2 separate regions of the Homo sapiens genome follow, and region 1 is linked to region 2. The links are chromatin loops, found by intact Hi-C in ENCODE. Cell type or tissue: Calu3. All regions are shown on one strand. Links, peaks and the distances in the headings refer to the core of each region. The heading gives the core; the rest is flanking DNA. Region 1 overlaps LOC124904475 (a long non-coding RNA gene). Region 2 overlaps LINC01031 (long intergenic non-protein coding RNA 1031).

The links. A loop is a pair of places that touch in the nucleus more often than their neighbours do. Peaks named below come from ENCODE experiments on the same cell type or tissue, not always from the same donor. Only the 100,000 strongest peaks of a DNase experiment are listed, where the experiment ranks them.
Region 1: a loop joins it to region 2, with 2.1 times the contacts of the local background. A loop is called at or near these places in 1 of 110 quality-filtered maps.

The regions. Positions count from the first base shown.
Region 1 is chr1:193,762,250-193,767,639 of GRCh38, forward strand. The region is part of intron 3 of LOC124904475 (a long non-coding RNA gene); the gene reads left to right. Among named protein-coding and RNA genes, the nearest start is that of LINC01031, 460 kb to the left of the region's middle. In Calu3, for the core only: no CTCF peak of the experiment used is centred there; no DNase peak of the experiment used is centred there.
Region 2 is chr1:193,352,727-193,358,116 of GRCh38, forward strand. All of the region lies in intron 3 of LINC01031 (long intergenic non-protein coding RNA 1031), which reads left to right. Among named protein-coding and RNA genes, the nearest start is that of LINC01031, 51 kb to the left of the region's middle. RefSeq lists enhancers at 2,493-2,787, 2,545-3,744. In Calu3, for the core only: no CTCF peak of the experiment used is centred there; a DNase peak (open chromatin) is centred at 2,675.

The DNA of each region.
Region 1 (5,390 bases), core at 178-5,177, 410 kb after region 2:
GTGAAAACTCACGTACATTTAACACTAAAAATTTAGCTTATACAAATAAGATTTTACACACGCTGACCATCAGGATGTGCCTATAAAGATGCATTTGGTTGACTTGGCAGCTTTCTCTCATTACATCTCCTTGTCCACTGTAATGAATCTAAGAATTATGGGGAATAGTCAGGGAACAGAAAGAAGTCAACTGGCATATCTAAGAATAGAAGTCATGACGAAAACCGTATAAATAGATTGCACTCTCTAAAGGAAGTCATGTACTCATATATACAGTAATGCTATTATTAGGATAGTAGTGTTCTATTGTATGAATATACCACTGTTTAATGCATTCAGCAATTGATGGACAGAATATTTATAATTACATGTGTATGATTTTAAGGAACATTTGTTTTATAAAAAATAATTTATAAATTTGTTTTTTGGCATAATGTCAGATCCAGAGCAAGAAAAATACAGTGGATTTAAGATAGATAAGTACTTGATATAAGGAAATTTGTAGTATTTAGAACAGAAAAGTGTGTCAAGTTCTAGTCTGTTCTTCCACAGACCAAGAATCATTGACCTATTAGTTGTCAAATAGTGGTAAAGCACAGTGGTCAAAAGCATAGACCCCCAAGTCAGACCCCCTGAGTTCCAATCCATTTCTACTACTTATTTACTTATTATCACTTACTTATTTACATTAAGCAACCTCTCTTTCTCTCAGTTTTCTCATGCCTAAAATACACAAATGGTCCCTACATCATAGCAGTGTTATGAGGATTGAATTAACACTTGTGAAGAATTTAGAACAGTGTCTACTAGCCACCAGTTATCTTTTATTATTTCTTTTCTCACATTCCTGCAAATATACATTTCAAATCAGCACCACTTTTCTCAAGCCTGCCTCTTTGCACAGTTCGCCACTTTGCACAGTTGCCTGGGGTCATTCTAGCCAACTGGCCAAGGAATCAGTAAAGAATGGCCTTGCTCATTGCAAATTTCTTTATCTTTAGGACTCTGTTAATGAGGTTCTAGCTGGATGAACTTGGAGTCAGATTATACCCTGTCAAAGGCCATTTTTTTTGGCATATTCTAAATTAGCAACTGACTAATTTATCGGGTATTCCATATTCAAAAAATAGCAATTTCAAACCTGATGAAATGTAAATGTTTTATAGTCTACTTTATATTAAAAGTTGGCAAGTTTGGGATAAGATTGGGCCCTAGAAAACAATGATATTTTCTGTATGACTCATAGGGGCAAGCTGCCAGGAAAAATAGATTTTAACTTTTATTAACTTTTGCTCAGTCCTTGATTCTAGGGAGAGAAAGTGTTATGGGCTAAGTTTAATTGGCTCAACATAAACTTTTGACAATCGATGTTCATATGGAGCCTGAATTGTAACAGCTACCTGAGAGTCGTGCTGGCTGTGCCTGTGATATCTTCATCAGTTAGTGATTTTCAGTGACATAAAAGGGGGACATTTTCTGTTTCCCTTAAAATAGTTCCCTTAGTAAGTCAGTACTATCTTATAAATGAATTAAACAGTTATAGTGAATAGAAAGAGACAGGTTCTCTTATTTCTGACAACATTGAGGAAGAAACTTAGAATTATAACTGAGACTTGAAATAAGAAAGACAAAAATCAGGGAAAACATTAACCTTTATAAACTATGCTAGGTGTCTTCCTGAAGACTAGGGGAAAAGAATTCCTCATTCCTAGCTCAGAGGACCCCTAAAAGACAATTTAAGCACTCGTTAATGAACAAAGTTCTTGTGAAAGTTCATCTCCAGAACATCTGATGACTCTGACAAGATTTGATTTCTTTTTATAGTCAAAGACTATAATATGAGATAGAGATATGTGCATATCATTACAGGCATCCAGACCTTCTTTAAGATTACAGTGACATATAATGAAACTTATAATTACCTTTATAAAATTTTGTCTTGTTGGCTCAGTTCAGAGATTGCTCTGTCATTAGAAAAGGACACAGTTCTTTTTAGTGACACAGAAATAAAGCCTTTCTTTACCTCCTAATTCTCAGCATGAACTGGTCATTTCTTCTTTTAAAACCATCAACTGTATGGGAATTTTGGAGGTGAATGCCAGATCCAACTTCCTGTGTCTCCTAAGAGGAATAGAAAGCCTTTCTCAAAAATTCTCTGTTTCAGACCTGAGTGATAGGCCATCCTTCATTTGTGGATCAGCACATGACCCACTCCAAGGTGTAACTTGGGTGATCAGATTTTATTTGTCTGTCTTGTTGGAATAGAGTCAGGCAACTTGAACCCAGGAAAGGCCTCATGACTGATTTGGAATAACTTAATTAGTGGTGAGAAGTGAGACTTCTCTTAATCCTTTTGAAGTCAGAATAGACTTACATTAAGAAAAATAAACAATGTCAAGAAGCTCACAACCCTTAAAGTACAGCTATCAGGGCCAGTTGTGGTGGCTTACGCCTGTAACCCCAGCACTTTGGGAGGCCAAGGTGGGTGGATCATGAGGTCTAGAGATCGAGACCATCCTGGCCAACATGGTGAAACCCCGTCTCTACTAAAAATACAAAAATTAGCTGGGTGTGGTGGCATGTACCTGTAGTCCCGGCTACTCAGGAGGCTGAGGCAGGAGAACCGCTTGAACCCAGGAGGCGGAGGTTGCAGTGAGCCGAGATTGAGCCACTGCACTCCAACCTGGTGACAGAGTGAGACTCCACCTCGGGGGGGGGGTGGGGGGGGCGGTGGAGGGGGGAGGGGAGAAAGGCTATCAGGAATGTAAGTTGGTAAAGAAAGTTAAATAAGAATTCTCTACTTTCTACCCTTGGAATAATTGAGCATTCTTGCTCTCCCTGATTGTCTTGACATGTAACTGTTAATCTTGTGAGGCTTAATTACCCAGGTCCAACAAGTAATATATACTAAACCTTCTTAGATTGCAAACTTACAGCTAAATCCTTCTAGAACTGCTCTCATATTGCAACATTATTAATACTTCTCTTTTCTACCTTACTATTTTCATATATAAATCCCCTACAACTGTTTTTTGTTTTTTTTGTTTTTTAACTATTCCCACAGCTGAGTCTGTGGCATTTTTCTCTCTTTTGACTAATTTCTCTGTTTCTGGGCTGTTCTGAGGCTCCTGTGTCTTCTTTAAGGCTACTCCTTAGAGAAGGAACCTTCTAACTGGGTCAGGTCCTTGGAAATTAAAGCGGAACAAGGAGTGTACCCAGGTTCACAACACACTTAATTGTTTGTGGCCTTTCGGTCATAGCCACTTGATTACTCCACAAACTTTACTCTCCATGCTACTCACAAGTCAAAGAAGCAACATGAAACATGATCAATAAAACCTTTAAAATATTTATGAAAATATAAAAAAACCCATTAAACTATATTGGTTTGCTTCAAATTTAGTGTCATTAATCCATTTCAAATAATTTTACATTATTACATAGTTAACACCTAGTGTGTATGCCTACTTTCCTGATGTCAGCTTTGTAAAGAGCATTAGCGAGTTCTGGATCCCCATTGGTACCCTCCTCAAAGCCTTTTACTAAATTTAATTCAGTGTCCTAAGATTTCATTTAGAATACAGATACAGACTTACACCAGGCGCGGTGGCTCACGCCTGTAATCCCAGCACTTTGGGAGGCCGAGGTGGGTGGATCACAAGGTCAAGAGATCGAGACCATCCTGGCCAACATGGTGAAACCCCATCTTTCCTTAAAAAAAAAAAAAAAGTGCAGACTTTCTAGAGGCATGAAAGTCCTTCATTCAGAAGAGGCAAATTTTATTTTAATCACTATAAACATTCTCAGTAAGTGCTCCTGTCTTATAATATTGTAATAATAACAATAATGCTGCCAACTAATGAGTGTTTCCTCAGTACCTCTATCCAAAATCACTCACTATAAGCCAAGACTACCCAAGACCTGCACTGTATACGTGGAAACCCCTTTTCTTTATAAAAAAGCAGAGACTGAAGTTTTTTCATGAATATGAGCCACTTGTAAATGGTTATACACTAGTGTATAGAATAAATGTGTCTCCAATGACTGAGACTATGTGTAAAAATGAGAGTGTATTCGTTTCCTACAGCTGCCTTAAAAATTATTACCTTGCTAGCTTATTACTTTGTTGGCTTAATTGTTATCTTGTTGGCTTAAAACAACAGAAATTTATTCTCTCTCAGTTTAGGAAGCTAGAAGTCTGAAATCAAGGTATTGGCAGGATTGGCGCCTTCTGGAGGCTGCAAGGGAGAAGCTGCCTCTTACCTTTCTCCTACCTTCCGGCTATTCCTGGCAGTCTGTGACATTCCTTGGCCTGTAGCTGCACGACTCTAAACTCTGCCTCTGTTGTCACAGGGCCTGCTTCTCTGAGTGTCCTTTGTGTCTCTGTGTCCAAATCTCCGACTCCTTTCTCTTATAAAGATACTAGGCATTGGCTTTGAGCGTCACCTTAACCCAGTGTGACCTTAATTTAACTTGATTACATCTGCAAAGACCATGTTTTCAAATAAAGTTACGTTCACAGGGATGGGGGTAAGGGCTTATACATAATTTTGGGGGCATACAATTCAACCCACTACAGAGAAGATAGACAAAAAATATGTCAAATAATTCAATGGAGCTGCAAATCGAAGTAACTTCTTGTTATGAGATGGACTTGAACATTTTGGTTAATAACCTAATAAATTAAAAATCTAAACATCATTTCATAGATAATTTGTAATCATATTATCAGTAGTGTTTTTGTTGGTATCCATTCCTAGACACAGATGGCTCAATCTGGAAGAAATGATAATAAAAGCCAAATTATTATTTTTAATGAGACTCGAGCTTCAAATACAAAACATTTGGGCTCAAGGGATTATTATGTTTATAATTATAGTTAAAATCTTCTTGGCTTTTTTTTTTTTTTAACCAGTACAATAATTTTTTTCAAGGATGTCTTCAGAAAAATGATACTACTCTGAGGGTAAATAGCAAACATTTCCAATTTGCTCTAGAACATCAGTTCCAACAGAATAATTTTTGAGAATAGTTACTGCCAATCTGATCTAGATCAGATTGTTTAGGGCTGGCTTTTGTCCTAAAGGTTAGCAGATTATTAGAGAACTTACTTAACCACCTTTTCCTGTGCATGGGCTTTCTCAGTCTCCCTGTATATTTCCATAAAAAGGCATTCCATCCATTATGGGTTGAATTGTACGCCCCCAAAAGATGTTAGAGGTCACCGGTGACTGTAACCTTATTTAGAAATAGTCTTTGCAGATGGTTGGGTTTAGATGAGGTTATGTAGGTGAGGCCTAATCCAGTATGACTAGTGTCCTTACAGACAGGAGAAATTTGTGTGCAGAGACAGACAAATATAGAGGAAAAGATGACAAGACACAGGGAAA
Region 2 (5,390 bases), core at 135-5,134:
TCTCTCTCTCTCTCTCTACATATATACACACACACACACACACACACACACACACACACACATGCACATACACATACATACATACTTTATATATACATATATATACACATACATACTTTATATATACATATATATATGTATATACACACACACACGCACACATACAAGAGGGGAGATCAAGAGCTCACATTAGCAAAAAAGCAGAACATCTTTTGAGAGACTACAATTAAGAAAGAAGTATGAAGATAGAGATTTTGATGGCTATGGTGTTCAGTTGTTTGGTGAAACACCAGTCTGGATTTTGCTGTGAAGGTACTTTTAAAGATGAATCAACATTCAAAGTAGTAGACCCTGAGTCGACCCATATATACGTGTCCTATTGCTTCTGTTTCTGTGGGGAATCCTGACTAATGCAGAGGTTCAGGATGAAGTGGAAGGATTTTGAAGATGCTCAGGTTAGCCATATCAACCTTTTGGTTAAATGAGAGACTAACATATGTGATGAAAATGAGGAGTGGGCTTAAAAGTAGAGGTTTCCAAAGAACATTTAAGTGGGTACCTGAGACTGTGACTTCTTCAGAAAAGGGAGTCTGTCTTATTCATTTTATATCCTAAAATCATAGTGCAATAGTTGGCATTTTGAAAGTGCTCAACAAATACTTGGTGTTTATCAAATAAGCTGAATGAGAGGCCTGTGAAGGGTCCAGTTAAGACTAGATTCTATGAATTTATTATGGTGAACAAATTACCATGGCTCTGTAACATTTGTGAGAATACAAGTTCTGTGGAAGTAGGGACAGAAAGAATAGACCATGGGAATCAGCACGGTGAGAACTATTGAGGGTCAGGAGGTTGAGAACAACCAGTGTGACAACCAATGAACTACGAACTAAGAAAGTAACTGTGATGCCCAGGCTGAGTTGAAAAGAAAAAGGAGCCGCACTGGGATTATTGGTCTGGGAGAACAGGAAGGAGCCAAGGGACAAAATGACTTAATGAAGACAGGGAGACTGTTTAATGGGAGACGTGGGGTAGAGAAATGGGAAGAAAGGACATGTCCATTGATTTCATAACCCTCAGGATTTTGGTGGCAGAATAGTTCTGAGTGGGAAAAGTGGCGGGTGGGGGGGAGAAATATTGTGATTATTTTCAGAATATATTATTTTTCTATTTATACATATCTTAATTCCTTAATATATAATCCCTTAAAATATATAATATATAATTTAAGAAGGTTGTAACAAAGAAAAAAAATACAGTCAGTTCCTGCATAGCATTTCCTACTTTAATTATGAAAAATTATGGAGAGCGGCACATCTAGCACTGGCAAGCTAGTTTGTTAGGTTTTAGGTCTTTATATACTCTAAGCAGCTATTGAGTGTAAAGAGCACTGAAGGTAGAAATAGAAGATCTTGGGCTGAATACAGTGCCTCTTGCCTGTAATCCTAGCACTTTGGGAGGCTGAGGCAGGTAGATCACTTGAAGTCAGGAGTTTGAGACCAGCCTGGCCAACATGGTGAAACCCCATCTCTACCCCCGACAAAAAAAAAAAAATTAGCCAGGCATGGTGATGGGCACCTGTAATCCCAGCTACTTGGGAGGCTGAGGCAGGAGAATTGCTTTAACCTGGGAGGCCGAGGTTGCAGTGAGCTGAATTGTACCACTGCACTCCAGCCTGGGCGAGACTCTGTCTCAAAAAACAAAAACAAAAACAAAAACAAAAACCTTGGTATAAGCCCAGTCATCTGCTAGATGAATGAACTTGGGCAATTTACATAATCTCATAAAGGTGTTAACTTACGAAAGTTTGATGGTAATACCTTTTACTATTATTGTAAAGATTAAGTGAAATGTACAAAAGTTCTTTTCAACTTTAAAGTTTAAATGCTAAGTAGTATTTTATAAATATTGATTAGATATGTTACTGTTCTTTGAGAGACATTCCACTTGAACAAGATATTTAAGGGTTCAATTTTAGTTATAAAATGGCATAATTAAAATGTCTTTCAGTTTATTAGTTTAACATATTTAATAATTGATAATATTTGATAGAACATTATCTATTTAATCCAAAATACAGACTTAAATGCACGGTAGTGCACCTTAAATGTTGTGACTTTCCTTGTTTACGAGGGGATAATTCTTATCATTTGTGTTGTTACCAATCCCCAAGGAGAGCAACAGCAGATTTTTGTGTGTGTGAACTTACTTTCAATACAATAAATTCCTAGATGTAGAAAAGTAATTATAAATTGTATATACTCTGAATACAACTAAAGTTAACCGAAAGGATTCATTTCATATTAGAGTTTATGCTAAAAATAAAGAAAAAATACTATGCAATTACACAATCTATGTAATTATTTTCTCACTAAATGTTAATTTATTTTTCTACAATTAATGCTTTAAGTCCTGAGATCCAAGCTCTTTACTGAATTCCTAGACTGGTGTTAAAATTCTACCCAGAATTTACACGTCTTAACTTGAGTGTTGAGTCCCTGTGTAATCAATACAATATTTGGTATGAAAATATTTGAACAGTTAATACTCATCATTTCCTGTACCTAAGGTGATATTTAATGGATTGTACAGTATGAGTCATGATATTGTGCAACAAGAATCCTTTGGACTTTGGACTCTTATAGAGGAAGAAACTCTTTCCATCAACATGGCTTTAAATGACCCTGATGCTCTGGCCTCATTATCACAGAAAGCAGAACTCATATCTTGGCAGGAAACAGGAAAGAGAATGAGAATGTAAGAACAGAACATTCACGTTAGAGAGAAAAAGAGAATTTGGGAAGCTTGAAGTCATTTCTGAGAGTATTAGTTAGGATATAAACTGGGCTGCTGCAACAAACCCCTGTCCCAAAAGAGGGGGGTTTAAATGAGATAGAATTTTATTTCTCACATAATAGAGAGCAAGGTAGGTGAGCAGTTCAGGGCAGGTGGCATGTCCTGCTCAGTGAGACCATCTAAGGATCCTGGATACTGGGACAGCTTTGCCATCATTAACATGTGACTTCTTTCTCTAGATGTCAAGCAGCTCCATTAGATGTCTCATTTCCCAGCCATCAGGAGGAGGAAAGAGGGAATGAAGAACAAGCTTCTTCCTGTGGGTGTGACCCAGAGGTTGTTCGTGTCACTTCTATTCACATTTGCTTGTGTAGAACTTACACAATCATACTTAACTTCAAGAAAGATTGGGCAACATAGTTTATAGCGGGGAGGATTTATGCCCTGAAATTGATGGTGTCATCTTTTCATCTTCCCTCTCTCACCATTAGCATGTAATCTGTAACTGAATTTGAACAATCCAACTTCCAAATGATTTCCATTTTTCTCCATATTCCTAACAACACTTTAGTCTAAAGCGTCCTCATCCTTGCCTAGTTTACTACAATAACCTAATTGGTCAGCGTGCTTCCATTCTTGCCCCACCAAGTCATTTCTGACACCGTGGCCGCTAATTCTTAAGAATAGAAACCAAATCATCACTCTTCTTTAAGGCCTTTAGTGTCTATTTCCATAGAATAAAATCCATACCCTGCACCATGAGCCGTAAGACCTGGCAATGACCTGGCTCTAGTGTACCCAGTGCTATCCTTGCACCATGCTTTCCACCAGTCACTATGTTCTGGCTTCTCTGGCCTCCACCTTTTTCTAGAACACATTGATCCTTTCCCCACCTCAGGCCCTTATCCCTGCTATTCTTCATCCTGTAAAACTTTTGCTGGGATCTCCGCGTGGCTGGCTCGCCCTCATCTCTTGGCACTCAGCACAAATGTCATCTATTTTGAGAATCTTTCCTGACTGCCCTTTGTAAAGCAGCATGTCTTGTTCCCAGTGACTCTTTATTGCATTACTTTATTTATTTTCTTCATAGCATTTATTAAATTATATAATAATCCTGTTTATTTGATTATTTAATTTTCTCCTTTCATTAGAAAATAATCCTTAGGAGGGCAGTTTCTTTGGCTTATCCTGATTCTCAGACTCTGGCACATAAAAGGAACTCAACAGATTGCTATTGAATGAGTGATTAAATGAGTTAGGTACACTTTATATATTTCTTACAATAAGAATCTGGTGCCCACTGTGGGAAAACCAGGTAAAAGGAACCTTACACAGATTTGCCTCCACTAGCTTTACTTCTGGCTTGGGTGTACTGCATGTTACACCTAAGCCATGAATTTATCAACCTCGGATGGTGTTTGAAGTTTTAGTCATTCTCTGCAGTAGGTTGAATGGTGGTCCCTAAAAGTTGTGTTCATGTCCTAATACCCAGACCTTGTGAATGTTACTTTATTTGGAAGGAAAAAGTCTTTGCAGATGTAATTAAGAATCTTGAGATCATCCTGATTAACTGCATGGGTCCTAATCCAATGACAAATGTCCCTGTAAAGGCAGAGGGAGATTTGAGCCTTAGAGGAGAATGTCATGTGAGGACAGAGGCAGAGATCAGGGTTTTATAGTCACATCCCAGGAATGCCTGAACCACCAGAAGCTGGAAGAAGCAAGAAAGGATTCTCCCTTAGCGCCTTCGGAGTGAGCATAGCCCTGCTGATGGCTTCATTTCAGACTTCCGGCTTCCTAAACTTTGAGAGAATAAATTTCTATTGTTTCAAGCACCTGAATCATCTTTAATATAAATAAGTCCCAAATATTACAGGGACTATACTAATACTAACAAATAATTTGTCGTTTACCTGAGATTCTAATTTAACTGGACATTCTGCATTCTTACTTAGTAAATCTGACAATCTTACTATAATCCTAGGAGTATATGAAAATGAAGAATTGACTGGGAATGATGTAGCGATTCTGCCAAGTAAGAACTGGCATCAAATAAAAAAAACAATATAAGTTGAAGTAAGTGAAATTGGTATCACAGAAATTATAAATATGCTATAAAGTTCTAAAATTTTGCCCAGAGAAGTAACTAAACAAAATGCCTAGAATTATAATGGATTTTAACATTTTAAATCTGATGTAAATCTTAGAAAATTTGTTTCATGTGACTGTAAAACACAAGAACTAAAGTCCATCTGATCTTGACTTAATTTTTAGAAATCTCTAGAGAATTAAGATCAAATTTGGGACTGCATCATATTTCTATTACCAGCAGTTTATTAGATTCAGCTTGAAAAGAGGTAAATTAAAACACGGGAGTTAAAAAAAAATTAGACTGTAAACAGCTTTTGATGAGGCACTTTAAAAGACGATCTTCCCCAAGAGCCTGCAGGTGTTTCTAGAAATGAGCAAGGAAACTCTAGAAACCCATTTTTCCTTCATATGCCTCAGGAGCAACTAAGACCACCCATGAGGCAAGATTCTGTTTTCCCGTTTAAATTTTGCATTCTTAATGTTTATAATCACTATCTTTTTTC